Regions from separate parts of the Homo sapiens genome. Here all the other regions are linked to region 3. The links are chromatin contacts, found by Hi-C or POLR2A ChIA-PET in ENCODE. All regions are on one chromosome and are shown on one strand. Each heading gives the region's core, a stretch centred on a gene start or an enhancer-like site at or near the end of the contact. The rest is flanking DNA. Distances are from core to core; before and after follow the strand shown.

Evidence for each region. A loop is a pair of places that touch in the nucleus more often than their neighbours do. ChIA-PET counts read pairs that join two places held with the same protein, here RNA polymerase II (POLR2A). Pooled maps may share reads with other maps.
Region 1: a loop to region 3 is called in a map of CD8-positive, alpha-beta T cell, with 4 times the contacts of the local background. The contact joins the enhancer-like site here to the promoter of RAB40C in region 3. A Hi-C loop is called at or near these places in 1 of 168 maps with a recorded cell type or tissue (CD8-positive, alpha-beta T cell), 2 of 37 single-sample maps with no recorded cell type and 9 of 50 pooled maps. POLR2A ChIA-PET finds 5 or more read pairs at or near these places in 1 of 52 experiments (GM12878).
Region 2: a loop to region 3 is called in a pooled map, with 2.9 times the contacts of the local background. The contact joins the enhancer-like site here to the promoter of RAB40C in region 3. A Hi-C loop is called at or near these places in 2 of 50 pooled maps. POLR2A ChIA-PET finds 5 or more read pairs at or near these places in 2 of 52 experiments (BJ and Caco-2).

The regions. Positions count from the first base shown.
Region 1 is chr16:805,187-809,352 of GRCh38, reverse strand. No RefSeq gene overlaps it. Among named protein-coding and RNA genes, the nearest start is that of GNG13, 6.5 kb to the right of the region's middle. RefSeq lists an enhancer at 1,286-1,515 and a silencer at 1,596-1,805. Within about 2 kb of position 2,217, at least 33 of the 41 ENCODE cell types and tissues checked have a DNase peak (open chromatin) inside an H3K27ac peak, as active enhancers do; they include CD8-positive, alpha-beta T cell and GM12878, where a contact is called at or near this core.
Region 2 is chr16:449,712-453,907 of GRCh38, reverse strand. All of the region lies in intron 1 of RAB11FIP3 (RAB11 family interacting protein 3), which reads right to left. Among named protein-coding and RNA genes, the nearest start is that of RAB11FIP3, 26 kb to the right of the region's middle. Within about 2 kb of position 2,112, at least 3 of the 41 ENCODE cell types and tissues checked have a DNase peak (open chromatin) inside an H3K27ac peak, as active enhancers do.
Region 3 is chr16:587,744-591,837 of GRCh38, reverse strand. RAB40C (RAB40C, member RAS oncogene family) reads right to left here and starts at 1,772. Exons shown (of 6, transcript NM_021168.5): 1 at 1,405-1,772. The coding sequence starts at 1,546. RefSeq lists silencers at 1,562-1,881, 1,972-2,091, 2,162-2,211, 2,222-2,281, 2,602-2,911 and enhancers at 2,256-3,129, 3,252-3,451.

The DNA.
Region 1 (4,166 bases), core at 968-3,467, 220 kb before region 3:
ATACCATCAATCGCCTGGGGGCCCAGATAGAACAAAAAGGGGCTGGGCACGATGGTCCACGCCTGTAATCCCAGCACTTTGGGAGGCTGAGGCAGGCGGATCACTTGAGGTCAGGAGTTCGCGACTAGCCTGGCCATGGTGATACCCCATCTCTCCTAAAAAATACAAAACAAATTGCCAGGCATGGTGGCATGCACCTGTAGTCCCAGCTACTCTGCAGACTGAGGCAGGAGACTCGCTTGAACCTGGGAGGTGAACGCTGCAGTGAGCTGAGGTCGTGCCACTGCACTGCATTCTGTCTCTAGCCTAGGAGACAGAGCGAGACTCTGTCAAAAAAAAAAAAAAAAAGAGGGAAAAGAAGTTCTGCTCTTGTTCCTGGCGCTGGGACTCTCTCTTCCTCCTCCTGCCCTTGGACAGGGCCCCCAGCCTTGGGACTCCAGGACTTAACACCAGCGGCTCCTTGGATTCTCAGCTTTCAGCCCTGGCCTGAGTCACACCTTTAGCTCCCCTGGTTCTTCCGTTTCCTGACTTGGACCGAGCCAGGCTGCCAGCATCCCAGGTCTCCGGCTTGCAGATGGCATCCCTCCCGGGACTTCTCGGCCTCCCTAACCGCATGGGCCAATTCCCCTGACAAACCCACTATCATCCGTCTATTAATCCGTCTCTCCAATATATTGGTCGGCCTCTGGAGAATGCCTACTGATGCGACACCTGTTTCTGTACACTGGCTTCTGCCTCAGATCTCACAGGCGTGCCAGGGAAGAAGCATTCCAGATCCCATTTAGGAAACTGTGGAGGACGGTGTGAAAGTAAAAGCTCAGGACCCCAATTCAGGCTGCCAAAAGGACAGAACGAAGCCGAAGACGGAGCCGGTCAAGTTACTGCCTCTCCCTGTGTTGTTGGGCAGGTAACTACAGACGCGAGGTCAGATCTCACTCTCCATTGCCCTCATCTTGCGGACGCATCATCGGCGACCCCAGCCCCCCACCCCCCGCCCCTCCTTTTCTCTTCCCACCGTGGGCTCAGAAACAGGACCGGAGCCTTCCTTACCCCGCAGCCCGCTTTCCCCCTTTAAATACGGAGGCCTCAAAACCATCTCTGGAGAAAGGCATCGACCTGTCCCCCCAGGCGCGACCTCGACCTTGCCGAGCCACGCTCCGAAGCCCACCGAGGCCTGTCCCGGCTACTTCTTGGTTTACAACTGAAATGGACCAAAAAGACAGCGGGCATCCTTCTGGATCATCTGATTCTGCAGGGGTCTGCGACTTTCGCCGTCTTCGAGATATTTTACGGTCCTGGAGTTGCAGAAAACGTCGAGCAACGCGAGCGACTCTCGACCAGCGTCGCGTCCGTCAAATGCAATCGATCATCGCCAGTGGAGAGTGACCGGATATGAGAGCCCTGCCCGACTCCAACATGGCCGCCCAGCCCACGACCGAGGCCTGGGCAGCCGCTGCCAGGAGCCAAGATGGCTGCGACGAGCGCTGACGTCACGCGGGCGGCCACCGTGCGCGGCTGACCCTTTCCTGCCGGGACCCGGAAATTATCTCCCAAGGCGGAAGTAAACGGCGCGCGACGGTCGGTTGAAAAGTTGGCCGGGGCGGGCGAAGGCTGCGAGCGGGGCCGTCCGGGTGGTCTGGGCGACTGCCCCGAGGGCCCGCCACGCCCTGGGGCCAGCCCTGACCGTCTTACCTCAGTTTCCCCACCTGTAAGAGGGATCCGCTGGCGGGTCCCTTTGCCATCCCCCTTCTCTAAATGCAGGGACAGAAGACGGCCGCTGGCGGGACGGCCACAGGGGCCCAGGCCCGGCGCCTGCACGCGGGGCTCGCGCCCGGGTGTTTGGCCATATCGGGAGGCGGCAGGAGGCGGCGGCGAGGGGCCCTGGCGAGGGCACAGGCGGGTCAGGGAGCAGCGCTGGCTGAGGCCCGGCGGCCAGAGGGAGCGGGAGGGAAGGTGCGGGGCCTGGGCTGCTGCCTCCTGGGCACGTCTAGCTTTCGAGGGTCACACCGCGGGGAGAGGTGACATTTTGAAAAGGTAATGGGGGCCACGATCCCTCCAGAGGCTATAGGGAGGACCCTTCCTGCCTCTTTGAGCTCCTGGGGGCTCTGGGAGCTCCAGGCGTCCTTAAGAGGCTTGTGGCCGCGTGGCTCCAAACTTGTTTTTGTTTTGTTTTGTTTTGTTTTGTTTTTTGAGACGGAGTCTCGCTCTGTCACCCAAGCTGGAGTGTAGCGGCGCGATCACGGCTCACTGCAAGCTCCGCCTCCCGGGTTCTCGCCATTCTCCTGCCTCAGCCTCCCGAGTACCTGGGACTAGAGGCGCCCGCCACCACACCTGGCTAATTTTTTTGTATATTTTTTTTAGTAGAGACAGGGTTTCACCGTGTTGGCCAGGATGGTCTCAACCTCCTGACCTCGTGATCCGCCTGCCTCCGCCTCCCAAAGTGCTGAGATTGCAGGCGTGAGCCACCGCCCCCGGCCCAAACATTTTTTTTTTTTTTTTTTTTTTTTTTTTGAGATGGAGTCTCCCTCTGTTGCCCAGGCTGGAGTGCAATGGCATGATCTCGGCTCACTGCAACCTCCACCTCCTGGGTTCAAGTGATTCTCCTGCCTCAGCCTCCCGAGTAACTGGGACTACAGGCGCGCAGGCCACCACCCCTGGCTAATTTTTGTATTTTTAGTAGAGACAGGTTTCCACCATGTTGGCCAGGTGGTCTGCCCACTTTGGCCTCCCAAAGTGCTGGGATTACATATGTGAGCCACCATGCCCGGCCTCAACTTTTTTTGAGACAGAGTCTCACTCTGTTGCCCAGGCTGGAGTGCAGTGACATTATCTCAGCTCACTGCAGCTTCCACCTCCCAGGCTCAAGCAATCCTCCCACCTCAGCCTCTCCAATAGCTGGGACCACAGGTGCGCACCACCACACCCAGCTAATTTTTGTATTTTTTTGTAGAGACAGGGTCTCACTTTGTTGTCCAGGCTGGTCTCCAACTCCTGAGCTCAAGGGATCCTCCCGCCTTGGCCTCCATAAGTGCTGGGATTACAGGTGTAAGCCGCTACTTCCTGTCGTCTACTCTCTGTATTTTGCAAATAAAACGTTTGCAGGTCATGTCAAACATCAAGTGATTGATCTGTGGGGACGCAGGCGCCTTCCTCAGAGCCCCTCCCTCCCCTGCTTCTGCCCCAGCCAGCCTTGTGCATCTGCAGATACCGAGGCTGCTCAGGGGCGCTCTGCTGTCCACTGAGTGCGAGGAGTCTCAGGCGCTGCAGGGACCCGGGTGCTGCCACACGGGTGGACAGCCCATGGTGGCCGGTTGGAGGCCTCTAGCACAGACCCTGCACACCTGGAGGCTTCTGCTGGCAAAGCCCTGGGACCTAAGACCAGATGCCCAGGGCTATGGCCCACTTGGGATGACACACAGGGTCCCCAGATGTGTGCATCTACCCCAGTGACCCCCTTTTTGGGATGCTTGTGTCTGTTCTGGGGCTGCTCTGGGCCCCAGGGGTTGGGGGTGGGCGGTGTCCCCTTGTGAGAAGGGGCCCGCATGGCAGGAGTTCCCTGTGGGCGCAGGCCAGGCCCTGGAACGGTCTGTACCTCGCACACTGCATTTGCGAGCGGCTGCGCTGTTCCTGAGCTGGTTGGGAGCTCAGAAATGCAGGCGGGTGTCTTCCTGCCCCATGGGGTGGTAGAGATAGCCAGGAAGTGAGTGCCGGCCGCCCAGGGCCCCAGGCTTATTTCCCGAGACGGAGCTTGGCCACCTGTGGTCTGGTCTCCACGTAGCAGGATGCACGTTCGAGGCCTGTGACCCATGGGGTGGTAAGTGGGGTGTGCAGCTGCCCCACCCGTGTTGGGGTGACCTGGCTGTCCCCAGCAGCCACCTCTGCACGGGGGCTTCTGGTCAGTTCGGGCCATCCTAGCATCTGGCTAGGCTCTGCCAAACCCATTTGCCAATCAGATTTGGAAGACTGGACATTCTGTGGTTTCCCTAGCCCCGGAAGCAGCAGCAGGGCCATCCCCTGCACTGGGGGTCCCAGGATCCCTGATGGGCTGTGGCGTGACCCATCCAGGGTCTTAGAGGCCAACCTGGATTCACAGCATGTCCTGTGGTTAGAGGTACAGGCGGGTCCTTGGGCCCTGATGCACTTACAGTGGTGGCCACCCAGCCCGG
Region 2 (4,196 bases), core at 863-3,362, 140 kb after region 3:
AAATAGCTTCCTTGGCCGGGTGTGGTGGCTCACGTCTGTAATCCCAGAACTTTGAAAGGCCGAGGTGAGCAGATTGCCTGAGCTCTGGAGTTCGAGACCAGCCTGGCTAACATGGTGAAACCCCGCCTCTACTTAAAAAAAAATACAAAATTAGCTGGGCGTGGTGGCAGGCGCCTGTAATCCCAGCTACTGGGGAGGCTGAGGCAGAAGAATCGCTTGAACCCAGGGGGCAGAGGTTGCAGTGAGCCAAGATCGCGCCACTGCACTCCAGCCTGGGCAACAAGAGCAAAACTCTGCTTCAAAAAAAAAAAAAAAAAAAAACCAACTTCCTAAATCAGAGATCTGTTCTGATTACCCATGATGAGGAACCGGGGAACCGACTCGCTTTCCCTGGTTTAGAGGGGAAGGTTTAGAAAAGTCTAGAATAAAAGCACTGTGCTGGTCTGACATGCAAAATGTCATTCCACAGGTCCCCAGAGAGGCATATCACATATTCAGGAATCCACTTTTATCCATCAGAAATAGATGTGGCCAGGCCGGGCATGGTGGCTCACACCTGTAATCCCAACACTTTGGGAGGCCAAGGCGAGTGGATCACGAAGTCAGGAGATTGAGACCATCCTGGCTAACACGGAGAAACCCTGTCTCTACTAAAAATACAAAAATTTAGCCAGGCGTGGTGGCGGGCACCTGTAGTCCCAGCGACTCAGAAGGCTGAGGCACGAGAATCACTTGAACCCGGGAGGTGGAGCTTGCAGTGAGCCAAGATCGCTCACTGCACTCTAGCCTGGGCAACAGAGCGAGACTCCGTCTCAAAAATAAAAAATAAAAAAAAATTAAAAAATAAAGAAATAGGCCAGGCGCGGTGGCTCACGCCTGTAATCCCAGCACTTTGGGAGGCCGAGGCGGGCAGATCACGAGGTCAGGAGATCGAGACCATCCTGGCTAACATGGTGAAACCCCATCTCTACTAAAAATACAAAAAATTAGCCGGGCGTGGTGGCGGGCGCCTGTAGTCCCAACTACTCGGGATGCTGAGGCACGAGAATCACTTGAACCCGGGAGGTGGAGCTTGCAGTGAGCCAAGATCGCTCACTGCACTCTAGCCTGGGCAACAGAGCGAGACTCCGTCTCAAAAATAAAAAATAAAAAAAAATTAAAAAATAAAGAAATAGGCCAGGCGCGGTGGCTCACGCCTGTAATCCCAGCACTTTGGGAGGCCGAGGCGGGCAGATCACGAGGTCAGGAGATCGAGACCATCCTGGCTAACATGGTGAAACCCCATCTCTACTAAAAATACAAAAAATTAGCCGGGCGTGGTGGCGGGCGCCTGTAGTCCCAACTACTCGGGATGCTGAGGCAGGAGAATGGCGTGAACAGGGGAGGCGGAGCTTGCAGTGAGCCGAGATCATGCCACCGCACTCCAGCCTGGGCAACAGAGCAAGACTCTGTCTCAAAAATAATAATAATAATAATAATAAAGAAATAGATGTGTCCACCTATCAGTAGGAAGAGGCCTGCTTAGCACCCAATTCTAAGTCCTTCTTTGTGGCTTTTTTTTGTTTCCTTTTTTAAGATGGAGTCTCACTCTATCACCCAGGCTGGAGTGCAGTGGCATGATCTTGCCTCACTGCAATATCAGCCACCCAGGTTCAAGCAATTCTCCTGCCTCAGCCTCCCAAGTACCTGGGACTACAGGCCCCCACCACTATGCCCAGCTGATTTTTTGTTTGTTTGTTTGTTTCCTTTTTATTTTTTTAAGGAGTTTCACTCTTGTCGCCCAGGCTGGAGTACAGTGGCGCGATCTCAACTCACTGCAACATCTGCCCTCCCGAGGTTCAAATGATTCTCCCTCATCAGCCTCCCGAGTAGCTGGGATTACAGGCGCCTGCCATCACGCCCAGCTAATTTTTGTATTTTTAGTAAAGATGGGGTTTCACTATCTTAGCCAGGCTGGTCTCCAACTCCTGACCTCAGGCAATCCACCGCCTCGGCCTCCCAAAGTGCTGGGATTACAGGCATGAGCCACCGAGCCCCGGCCTTTTTGTTTGTTTTTTTCCTTTGTTTGTTTTTGAGAGAGAGTCTTGCTCTGTCGCCCAGACTGGAGTGCAATGGTGTGATCTCGGGTCACTGTAACCTCCGCTTCCCTGGTTCAAACAATTCTCCTGCCTCAGCCTCCCAAGGAGCTAGGATTATAGGCACACACCACCATGCCTGGCTAATTTTTTGTATTTTTAGTAGAGACGGGGTTTCTCCATGTTGGCCAGCTGGTCTTGAACTCCTGACCTCAGGTAATCCACCTGCCTCAGCCTGCCAAAGTGCTGGGATTACAGGTGTGAGCCACCATGCCCGGCCTAAGTCCTTCTAATCACAGCGATGGGCTCCTTCTTTGTGACAAGACAGGGACGAAAATGTGGGGCTCCTCCACACCACAGCTACCCCTCCCTGACACCTTTCCACGTTCATCGGGATTCCAATAGGCTGCTGCCCTCCAATCATCTTAACACCCCATTCTGTGTTTAAGAAGCTCCCTGATACGGGAAGCGTGGGGAGGGTGAGGTGCAGGGGTGAGGCAGGGGGGTGGGGAAGGTGAGGTACAGGGGTGAGGTGTGGGGAAGGAGGGATGGCCAGGGACAGAGGGGACTCCAGGTGCTCCAGAAAACACAACAGTACGGACTCTGTACTATTTCTGTTAACAGCTTCATTGAAATAAAATTCACATACCACAAAATCACCCATCTGAAGGGTACAATTCAATGGTTTTAGTATATTCAGAGCTGCCTCCACATTATTTTAAAGACAGGAGACTCTTAAAATGCACATGAGAATACTTGGAAAACAGCCAAGTGGATACATTCAAGCTTTCAGCAAACATGATGAGGAAATAAAACAGAATTTATGAAAGCAACCAAAGAGTCCACACATTCAACGATGGCAGGCAGAGCGCTGCGGTAACAGAAGGCCGCGGGGCTCCTTCCTGCACTTCAGGTCTGGTCCCTGGAGAAGCAGGTGTGTGCCCCAGGCGAGGGGAAGGTGAGCAGCTCCTAAGGGTGGGGTGGGGTGGGGGGCGGGGAGGGAGGGAGCGGGAGGCTCTCTCCCTGGGGCTAATGAATAGACTCCCTTTATGGCGCTTCTCTAGAATGCGAGCCAGCTGGGACTCCTCAGCTCATAGAACTCCATTCCCACCTTGCTTTCAAGGTCAGCATGCCCTCTGACCTACAGATGTCACTCAGATCCTCGGTCCCTTCCCTGTACAAAAAAGAGAAGTGGGGCCCTCATTCGCCAGCCCAGCCAAGCCCTGCTAGCCGCTGCAGTGTCCTGGGTAACACCAGCCCCCATGGGGACACCCTCAAGCCCTGACTCAGACCTAGACCCCTGAGCGGAAGTAAAGGAGGAAGAAAAAGAAACTAAAAAGTTATCCAATACTTGGTTGGGCGTGGTGGGTCACATCTGTCATCCCAGCACTTTTGGAGGCCAGGGGATCACTTGAGGTCAGGAGTTCGAAACTGACCTGGGCACCACAGTGAAACAAAAATACAAAAATATCTACCAAAAATACAAAAAATTAGCCAGAGCTGGGCATGGTGGTGCATGCTTGTGGTCCCAGCTACTCGGGAGGGTGAGACAGAAGGATCGCTTGAGCCCGGGAGGCAGAGGTTGCAGTATACCAAGATTGTTCCACTGCACTCCAGCCTGGGCGACAGAGTGAGACCCTGTCTCAAGAAAGAGAAAAAAAGTTTGTTGTGCACGTTCGGCAGGTCAAATGGTGAACTTCCTTGTAGGTGGCCTGGGTAGTGACCTGGCTTCCATGTTGTCAAGGAAGGTGTGCCAAGACTAGACCATGGTAGCAGGCAGAATTCTAAGACCCCCTCTCTTGAGTGTGGGCAAGGCCTGTGCATGTGGTGGCACAGTCACTGTGACGAGGTTAACTTAATCTTTAAAACAAAATTTTTTTTTGAGATGGAGCCTCACTCTGTCGCCCAGGCTAGAGTGCAGTGGCACGACCTTGGCTCACTGCAACCTCTGCTTCCCGGGTTCAAACAATTCTCCTGCCTCAGTCTACGCAACAGCTGGGATTACAGATGCCCGCCATCACGCACGGCTAATTTTGTATTTTTAGTAGAGACAGGGTTTCACGATGTTGGCCAGGCGGGTCTCAAACTCCTGACCTCAAGTGATCCACCCAACTCAGCCTC
Region 3 (4,094 bases), core at 523-3,022:
AGATCATGAGGTCAGGAGATTGAGACCATCCTGGCCGACATGCTGAAACCCCGTCTCTACTAAAATACACACAACAAAATTAGCCGGGCGTGGTGGCATACACCTGTAGTCCCAGCTACTCGGGAGGCTGAGACAGGGGAATCGCTTGAACCCAGGAGGCGGAGGTTGCAGTGAGCTGAAATTGTGCCACTGCACTCCAGCCTGGCGACAGAGTGAGACTCCGTCTCAAAAAAAAAAAAAAGAAAGAAAAGAAAAGAAAACAAAACAAAACAAATGTTCAGTAACTCATTACAGAGGTATTTTCTTCTAGCACAAAGCGTTGACTCCCTCAGCAGTAAGCAAATACCTCAGGGGAACAGCGTGCCTATAAGGACCTGTCATCTGTGCACGCTCGAGACAGGGTCCCAAGAGCAGCCCAGCAGCACCTGCCACCAGACCTGGGTCCGTGACACCTTCCCCGGGCCCATGACACCTTTCCCCAGATCTATAACACCTTCCCTCGGACCCCAGATGATCCCAGACCCATGACACCTTCCCTTAGGACCATGATGCCTTCCCCCAGATCTATGACACCTTCCCTCAGACCCCAGATGATCCTAGACCCATGACACCTTCCCCTGAGATCCCAGACCATGACACCTTCCCTTAGGCCCATGACACCTTCCCCTGAGATCCCAGACCCATGACACCTTTCCCCAGATCTATGACACCTTCCCTCGGACCCCAGATGATCCCAGACCCATGACAGCTTCCCTTAGGACCATGATGCCTTCCCCCAGATCTATGACACCTTTCCTCGGACCCCAGATGATCCTAGACCCATGACACCTTCCTTTTGGCCCATGACGCCTTCTACCGGGACCATGACATCTTTCCCCGGACCCCAGATCCTGGACCCATGACACCTTCCCTCGGACCTATGACACCTTCTCCCAGACCCCAGATCCTGCACCCATGACACCTTCCCTCCGGCCCACGACACCTTCCCCCGAGCCCATGACACCTTCCCTCGGACCCCAGATGATCCTAGACCCATGACACCTTCCCCAGGCCCATGACACCTTCTCTAGGACCCATGACACCTTCCCCTGGGCTCCAGATCCCGGACCCATGACACCTTCCCCTGAGATCCCGGACCCGTGACACCGTCCCCCAGACCCCGGGTCCATGGCACCGTCCCCGCTGGGCGCGTCCCTCTGGTCCGTCCTCCTGCCCCCCGGCGTCACCTCGGGACTGGAGCACGGGCACCCCGCAGCCACCGAGCTACCGAGTCTGGAAGCCAGGCAAAGGCGTTCCTGGGAACGTTCGGCGGCGCTTGGAAGGGCCGGGCCGAGGGCGAGCTCCGTGCCCAGCTCGCCGGGCTCGGGCCCCGCGTAGCAGCGCGCGCCGCGGGCCGGGCCTTACCGTTACTGTAGGCGTACGGGGACTCTGCCGCGCCGTCCTGCAGGCTCTCCAGGATCTCGCCCTTGCCCACGTCGCTGTCGCCCACCAGCAGGAACTTGAGCAGGTAGTCGTAGCTCTTCACCGGACTGCCCTGCGAGCCCATGGCCGCGCCGCCTGCGCCCCGCGCCGGCCGCCTGCCGAAGCACCGCCGGGTGAGGCCGCGGCGTGAGAGAGCCCGCGCCCCGCACCTGCGCCCGTTGCGTCCGCCCCACGGCGGCCGAGTGGGCGCGCCCGAAGCCCAGCGCCGGCCCCGCCCCGCCCGCGCCCGGGCGCACCTCAGCCTCGCCGCCGCCCCGCCGCTTCCCGCACCACCAGGGCCGCCGCGCCGCCCCACCCCCGGCCGCGCCGCCGCCATTGGCCACCCTTCGCCCGCCCTCCCGAGCCCATTGGCCCACCCGCCCGTCCGTCACGACTTCCCCGCCCTCACGGCGTTCCACACGGCGCCGCCAGACCTCCGGTCGCACCGCCTCTTCACCACCCCGCCCTGCCTTCCCGTAGTCACCAGAGGTCGCCCGCCGCCCTCCTTCCCTCAGCCATTGGCCTGTCTGCACGTCTGTCATGACCGCCCCTCCCCCGCCTTTCCCACACGGCGTTGCGGAGACAGCGGACGCCTGCCTCATCGCCGTCGCCATTGGCCACTCGCCTCCTGCTTTCCCGGAACCATTGGTTCGATTATAAGTTCACCAAGATCATTCCCTTCCCTGCGGCTGCCTCCCAGAGAAATCCCAGAGCCGCCGGCCGCCCCGCCCCCGGCCCACAACGCCGTTGTCCTCGCCCGCCCCGTCGCCGGCGCCATTGGGTCGCTTGCATGTCCATCACGGCTCTGCTAACCCCGCCCCTTTCCTACACGCTCGCCAATCAGGGGCTCGGAAGTCCACGTTGTTTGTATCCGCCCCTTCAACGCGCGGACGGGCGGCAGGATGCAGGCGCGCCCGAGCCGAGGCGATGCGGCTGAGTCCGGGAAACGAAAGCCCCTCGCAGGCTGTGCCGCCTGCTTCCGCAGAACCCTCGGAGGGAGCGGCGGGGTGGCCCCGGGCGCGTCCTCTCTAAGGCGGTGCGGCCAATCGGCGCTCGATGAGGCGGAACTTCCTCTCCGGGGCAGGGGCGGGACTTCCGCCCGGCGGCGGCGGGGCGCACCGTTGGGTCACCAGTGAGTCTGCAAAGTCGCTGAGGTTCTGGGACAGCGCGGCGTCACCGAGCGTGAGCCTTCCGCCCGGGGACGCGGCCGCCACAGCTCGGGACGCGGGGAGCGCGGCCGGCGCGAGCTCAAGACCCGGCCCGACGTGCTCACTGCGGCAGCGGCGCCTCCTGGACGGGGACCCAGGGCCCGGACCGCGCTCTTCCCGGGGGCGCCGCCGAGCCCTCGTCCCTGCCGGGCCCGGCTGCCGCAGGTGCGTGGGCGAGCGAGGCGGCTGCGTCCGCGGGCCCCGGCGTGGGGTCGGGGGTTGAGTGGGCACGTGGTTCTTTCTGGGGTGACGAGAAGGTCCTACCGTCGTGGGGATGGTCCTGCCTCTCTCGGTGAAGTTACTCACTCGGAACGGGTGAGCTTTGTGATACGTGCTCTGCGTTCAGTAGCGCTGTTACAGTCGTAAGTAAAAGCAGTAACGTCAGCGCCGACCCAGCGCAGCCCTCTCCAGACCGGGTGCGGAGCCCGTCACGTCTGCCCCGCCGGCGAGGAGCAGAGCCCGGCAAGAACCCTCCTCCAGAGGGGCCCCGACCAGGGCTGTGCCTCCGGGAGCAGGTGCTGCTTACACAGAGGGACGCCAGGACGGGCAGCCCCACACCTCCAGTGACCTCCCGTCCCCCAGAGCTGAAGACATGGCCTGACTAAGCGGCGACCACATCGACGCACCAGTTTTTTCTTTTTTGAAACAGGGTCTCCCTTTGTCGCCCAGGCTGCAGTGCAGTAGCGCGATCTCGGCTCACTGCAGCCTCTACCTCCCCGGCACAAGCGATCCTCCAGCCTCAGCCTCCCGAGTAGCTGGGACTACAGGCGCCACCATGCCCGGCTACCTTTTGTATTTTTTGTAGAGATGGCGCCTTGCCAAGTTCCCCAGGCATTAACCCGGAAACAACCTGGCGGGTCAGGGAGAGCCTCTTCTGCTCAGAGGTCATTGTGCCCAGACTTGAGCCCTGGCTGTGAAGTCCCTGAGGCCCCTCACTCCAGGGACGGGAAGCACCAAAGATGTGATGTTTCCTCCTCGGTTTCTGAGACTGCCTGGAAGCGGGGGGTGGATAGTGGTGAGCAGCCGTCTCCTCCTTTCCTGAGAACATAAATCAGAAACGCTTTCTGAGGCCGGGCACGGTGGGTCATGCCTGTAATCCCAGCACTTTGGGAGGCTGAGGTGGGTGGATCACCTGAGGTCAGGACCAGCTTGGCCAACATCGTGATAACCCCCTCTCCACTGAAAATACAAAAATGAGCCAGGCATGTTGGTACGTGCCTGTAATCCCAGCTACTTAGGAGGCTGAGGCAGAAGAATTGCTTAAACTCGGGAAACGGAGGTTGCAGTGAGCTGAGATTGTGCCACTGCACTCCAGCCTGGGCTACAGAGTGAGACTCTTGTCTCAGGAAAAAAAAAAAAAAAAAAGTGCCTCAAAAATAAACAATTAAAAATGTTCTTATGGTCTTCACAAAAATAAACTTTTTT